Regions from separate parts of the Mus musculus genome. Here region 2 is linked to region 1. Evidence: chromatin loops called from intact Hi-C (ENCODE). Cell type or tissue: gastrocnemius. All regions are shown on one strand. Each heading gives the region's core, and the rest is flanking DNA. Links, peaks and the distances in the headings are about the cores only. Region 1 holds the start of Chd1 (chromodomain helicase DNA binding protein 1). Region 2 has its middle 22 kb from the start of Prdm9.

Region 1 (2,899 bases), core at 175-2,674:
CACACACACATAATATGCAATGTTAACAAAACTGCTATTAGAGTCATTTTAACTTTTGCCAAGCTAAGACAATTTGATAAAAACACTCAGTTTCAGGTCTCAGGTAACCAGCTGGTTTAAAGAACTTGCTTACCTTGATTCTCCGCTGCCATTTCTAACACTTTCTTCATCACTGTGTCCATTCATTGTAAATATCAAGAAGTTTTAAATAAAACAAAAATCCCCTCAGATTAATAAAAGATGAGTATGAATGCAGATTTCCTCGAATATCAAAATTTCAAAGATGAATTTTCTTCAACATTCACGGGTTTCCTGGGGCTCTCTCTGTGTCACCTGCGGGAAATAGATTAGCAGTTAAGAATATGTGCTGTAGGAAAAGATGTAAGCCCGACTTAGAACTCCCAGAAATGGACCTAGGCCATCAGACTAGAGGTGGCTCGAAGGCCCAGACGCCTTTCACGTACAAGAACTAGGCATCTATTAAGTGCATTCTTGCTTGCTAGGACTTAGCCTGCCACTGCTAGTGCTGTTTTGACAGAAGAGCAACAAACTTTCCAGACTAATTACTACTGTGTAGCACTATTTATATAGATTCCTAAAACAAAGTAACATATACATACTCCCAAAGAGGAGAAAATGCTACTCGGTAACTTCGACAAACAAACGACGAGAGGGTAAGGGTTATGTTTACTGAAGCACTAACTCCTATTACTAAGAACTTCATATCCAGCTAAGGAAAGTTTTTAAATGTTCATTCGGAAAAGAGAGTAATAAAAGGTTATCATGATCTTAGCAAAACTACAAACGTCAAAACAGACAGTTTTTACCAGGTAAACCAATGGTAGAGTGGAAAAAAAAATTATATACCCAGTAAGGTACTTAAGACGCCTTGAAAAAAAACATAAAAAGGCAATACAAAGAATACACACTGTATCTTATTTTCAAGGCAAACGACGGGGACGGGGGTGGGGAGCAAGACAATATTTCCACCTCTCAAGATTTCCGCCAGAGCACTAGAGTCACCTACAAGCCAACCACGAATAAACAAAGGAGATCTCTGGCAGGGGAGGGAGAGGAAGAAGCGGGGGAAGGAGACGTCAGATCCTTCCCCAGCCAGAAAGTACCACCAAGACACACTCGGGACGCAACAGAGTTGTCCTCCGACTCCAGCAGAGACTTAACTGATTATTTCCACTCCAAAGAACAGAGGGGCCAAACAGGCTGCTGCCACCTCCGCCCGGGGGGCCGACTCTGCACCTGGATCAGGATTTCCAACCTGCAGAGCTCAGTCTCCATACCTCTGGGAGAACAGGTCACCTAAGATCCACAGCACTCAACAGTAATTCCTAACGTTAACTATTAATTCCAGCCCCGGTGAAACCGGCCGAAGTCCTCCACCTCCTCTCCGCAAAGTCTGCGCTGAGAAAGTTCACTCGCCTAGGCGCTTTCCCTTTCACCTTCCTCTCGCCCCTCAAGATGGCTTTCCCCGTCCGCTGGACTTCCTTTCCAGCCTCGCCTCCTTTCTCCGTCCGGCCCTAAGTTCTCCTCCGAGCGCCCGGACTCCGGACGCTCCCGCGTCTCAACAATAAGAGCCCCCGAAGTGGCCAGGGCTCCCTCTGCAGCCTCCTTCCCCGCCTGGCAGTTGCCGGGCTCCCGGCTAAGTTTGCCGGGCGGCGCCGCGCGGGGCCGCTGCACCTTCTCCCCGCAGCCGGGCGCCGCGGCCTCCTTCCCGCCTCCCGCTCCCGCAGCCCCGCCGCGCGCCCTCCCGGGCTCGCCCGGCCACCGCCCCCTCCCCCCCACCCGCCCCGCGCTCCCACGTGCTGGTCCCCTCCGCGCGCCGGGCAGCGCCGCCAGGCCGCTGAGGATGCGCCGGGCCGCTCTCCCACGCCCCCGGCGCCGCGCCGGGCCTCGCGGGCCTCGCCCGCTCCCGGCCTCCCCGGCCTCGCCGACCCGTCCTTACCGGCGGGCACAGGGCGAAGGGTGGCGCGGGCCGGCGCCTCGGGCGGAGGATGCCCCGCGCGGGGGCCCGCGATCCTGGATGCCCAGGCCGCGGGACCCGCGCCGCGGACGGCAGAGGGGGAGGGGAGGCAGCGGGCGGAGACGCGCGGAGCTGGGGAGCGGGTCCGACGATCAGTTCATCTCCGGGCGCCCGGGCCGAGCGGGAAGTACCGAGGGCGCCTCCTCCGTCCGCGCTCCCGCCCCGCCGCTTATCGGCCGCCGGCAGCCGCCATGACGCCAAGACCGCGATCGAGCGCAACCGTCTCCGCCGCGCGGCGCCGCCGAGGTCGCTGTCGCCTCCGCCTCCCGAGCGACGTCACCGCCTCGGTTCACTCCCCTTCCCGGCGCGCGGCGGCGGCGCGCACGCCCGGCCTTTCCGCCGACGCGCGGGGGCGGGGCGGGGCGGGGCGGGGCGCCGAGGTGGTGCACGCCCCTCGGGGAAAGCCACCGAGTCCAGCCCAGGCTCGGCCTTCGCACTCGTAACCGGCGCTACCCCTGGCGTTCGTGGGGCTCCCGGGGATGGGCGCTCTGGTCACGGCACGGATGCGCAGGGATCCAGAGCGGGGGCCCAGGACTGCCTGCGGTGGGGGCCGGCCGCGCGCGCCGGGTGTCCGGAGTCCGGTCGGAGCTGCTGCGTCACCCGGGCAGCTAGAGAACTATTGGGCAACCTAGTCGCCTCCCGCTGCGATCTTTGCCTGGGCGACCAGCGACTAAGTCTCCTCCCGGGCGGGGCTTTAGTGAAAGAGAGAAAATAGAGTTCGAGCTGCTGACCTCCCAGGACGCTCCTTGATTCGTGTGTGGGTGGCCCATGCCTGGTTCATAAAAGAACTTTTACAACTGTGCCTGCCTAGATCGCTCCCTGGAATGCGGGTGGAAGGGTGCCGTGCGGAATCGGAACTGG
Region 2 (2,899 bases), core at 131-2,630, 120 kb after region 1:
GAAGGGGTCTGCAACCCTATAGGTGGAACAATAATATGAACTAACCAGTACCCCCAGAGCTCATATCTCTAGCTGCATATGTAGGAGAAGATGGCCTAGTCGACCATCACTGGGAAGAGAGGCCCCTTGGTATTGCAAACTTTATATGCCCCAGTACAGGGGGGATGCCAGGGCCAAGAAGCAGGAGTGGGTGGGTAGGGGAGCAGGGCTGGTGGGGGGAGGGATAGGGAACTTTCGAGATAGCATTTGAAATGTATATAAAGAAAATATCTAATAAAAAAACAAATAAAAATTAAAAAAAAAAAAGAAAAAAGCATCGAAGCTGGGTGTGGTGGCGCATGCCTTTAATCCCAGCACTTGGGAGGCAAAGGCAGGTGGATCTCTGAGTTCGAGGCCAGCCTGGTCTACAAAGTGAGTTCCAGGACAGCCAGGGCTATACAGAGAAACCCTGTCTCAAAGAAAGAAAGAAAGAAAGAAAGAAAGGAAGGAAGGAAGGAAGGAAGGAAGGAAGGAAGGAAAGAAAGAAAGAAAGAAAGAAAGAAAGAAAGAAAGAAAGAAAGAAAGAAAGAAAGAAAGAAAGAAGGAAAAAGCATCAATAGGCAGTGGTAGCACAGGCCTTTAATCCCAGTACTCAGGAGGCAGAGGCAGGCAGACCTCTGCATTCAAGGGCAGACAGGTGTACAGAGCTAGTTCTAGGACAGTCTGGGATAAAAAGAGAAACTTTGTCTCAAAAAAAAGAAAGAAAGAAAGAAAGAAAGAAAGAAAGAAAGAAAGAAAGAAAGAAAGAAAGAAAGGGAAAGGGAAAGGGAAAGGGAAAGGGAAAGGGAAAGGGAAAGGGAAAGGGAAAGGGAAAGGGAAAGGGAAAGGGAAAGGGAAAGGGAAAGGGAAAGGGAAAGGGAAAGGGAAAGGGAAAGGGAAAGGGAAAGGGAAAGGGAAAGGGAAAGGGAAAGGGAAAGGGAAAGGGAAAGGGAAAGGGAAAGGGAAAGGGAAAGGGAAAGGGAAAGGGAAAAAGGGAAAGGGAAAAAGGGAAAGGGAAAGGGAAAGGGAAAGGGAAAGGGAAAGGGAAAGGGAAAGGGAAAAAGAGCAAGGAAGGAAGGAAGGAAGAGGGAGGGAGGGAGGGAGGGAGGGAGGGAGGGAGGGAGGGAGGGAGGGAGGGAGGGAGGGAGGGAGGGAGGGAAAGAAGGAAGTCCCCACACATGGTTGTTTTACAAAGTTAGCTTCTAGCGCCCTCTGATGGATAAATACTATGGGTGCTTAAATTTGCTGGTGGCTGCTTGTTTAGGGATTAGGGAGATCGGAAACAATCATTTCCCCGTGTGTTTATTTAGGATGATTTGAATTTCTGTGCCACTGTGACTCACCTCTTGCTCAGCTGCAGAACTAAAGAACGGAGATATATTTTTATTGTGGGGAAGGATAAGGAGAAAATCTAGGCATTCCTTGACTTTGGTAATAGGATACTGAGTCTCAAGGAACATAACTTTGACTATGACACTTTTTTATTTTTGATGCCTTTGCATTATTCCCTCACAACAAACTGGAGTGTGAGTATTAAGGGACCTAATTTACTCCAATAATTCAGGTTCCAGAAGATCTCCTGGAGGGAGATGGGAGACACAGAAGGGGACAGCATCACAGGGCAAGCACATTTGATTTGTATTTTGACTCTTCCTTTTTACACAGAATATTTTTATTGAGAGGAAAAGATGTCTTGGTCATTCTTTCTTAGCCCAAGGCTCCTTAAGCTCACATTATGATGCTTGGTGGCAGGTGTCATTTCCCACTGAGCCATCTCTTCAGCCCTTGCGTTTGTTCCTCCCTAAAATATAGAGGTGATATTATTACTCATACACACAGAAATACTCTAATTTTATTTACTTGGAACTAATTGCATTTCTAAAAGAGTAAGGACAGTGAATTTGGAAAGCTAATTGTGTCTGTGTGACACATAAGATGGCAATGCTTTGGTGCGAATGTCAAAACTCAGGATTGATACTAAAGAAAGTCCATTTGCAGGGGCTTAAGAGATGGCCCAGCAGTTAAGAGTGCTTGCTAGTTTTGAAGAGAAGCAGAGTTTGGCTCATGACCTCCTGGAACAGGGTATTTGGTGCCCTCTAAGCCTGGCCACGAACCCCCACCCACCCACCCACACACACACACACAAGTCCATGCATCCACCCTTTACATAATAAAAATAAAATAAATATTTAAAATTAAATTAAAATAAATCCACACATGTGCATGCACCCACCCTCCACATAATTAAAATAAATAAAATCTTTTTTAAAAAAGGAAACTCCATTTGTGAACATACATTAGCCAATAGAGGTATTACAAACTTATCTTTAAGCAACATCCTGAGTATTCATTGTTGAAACACTAATTTATTATCTTCTGAACAGACAAGAATGCTTGTCTAAAACTTAGTGACAGCTAGTGCTTGCTAAAACTTAAGCTCAAGTTTAAATTTTTAATTAATATTCATTTTTTGGCATTCATTTTTATCATCTAGTGGGTACTGGAATGTAAACATTTTCTACTATTAAATTTTAAAATATTTCAATTAATTAGTTAATTTGTATGTGTAGTATGTGTTTGGATATCCACCGTGACACAGTGAATGACGTGGAGCTCATTCTGTTCTTTCAGTCTGTGGGGGGTCCTGGGACTTGAACTCAGGTTGTCAGGCTTAGTAACAAGCAGCCGTTATCACTGAGCCAGCTTGCCAGCCCACCTAATACACTTTTAAATATATAGGCTGGAAAATCAGTTCTAACGCCAAATTTTAGTAGTTCAGATACAGTTCAGATATCAGCTTCAGAAGAACGTTTTGAAGGAGCATGGTTTGAAAACGACTGGCACAAATGTGGAATGTTTTCGTACAATCTTGGTGGCTATA

Evidence for each region. A loop is a pair of places that touch in the nucleus more often than their neighbours do. Peaks named below come from ENCODE experiments on the same cell type or tissue, not always from the same donor. Only the 100,000 strongest peaks of a DNase experiment are listed, where the experiment ranks them.
Region 2: it touches region 1 in a loop (2.3-fold over the local background); 3 of 42 quality-filtered maps call a loop at or near these places.

Annotation. Positions count from the first base shown.
Region 1 is chr17:15,704,374-15,707,272 of GRCm38, reverse strand. It overlaps Chd1 (chromodomain helicase DNA binding protein 1), which reads right to left and starts at 2,306. Exons shown (of 36, transcript NM_007690.3): 1 at 1,961-2,306; 2 at 134-333. The coding sequence starts at 186. It overlaps 5830433I10Rik (a long non-coding RNA gene), which reads left to right and starts at 1,896. Exons shown (of 2, transcript XR_001782213.2): 1 at 1,896-2,899. In gastrocnemius, for the core only: CTCF peaks have their summits at 1,641 and 2,249; DNase peaks (open chromatin) are centred at 1,260, 1,738, 2,360 and 2,621; H3K4me3 peaks cover 2,400 bases; H3K27ac peaks cover 2,233 bases.
Region 2 is chr17:15,584,239-15,587,137 of GRCm38, reverse strand. No RefSeq gene overlaps it. Among named protein-coding and RNA genes, the nearest start is that of Prdm9, 22 kb to the right of the region's middle. In gastrocnemius, for the core only: a CTCF peak has its summit at 1,261 (motif pointing left); no DNase peak of the experiment used is centred there.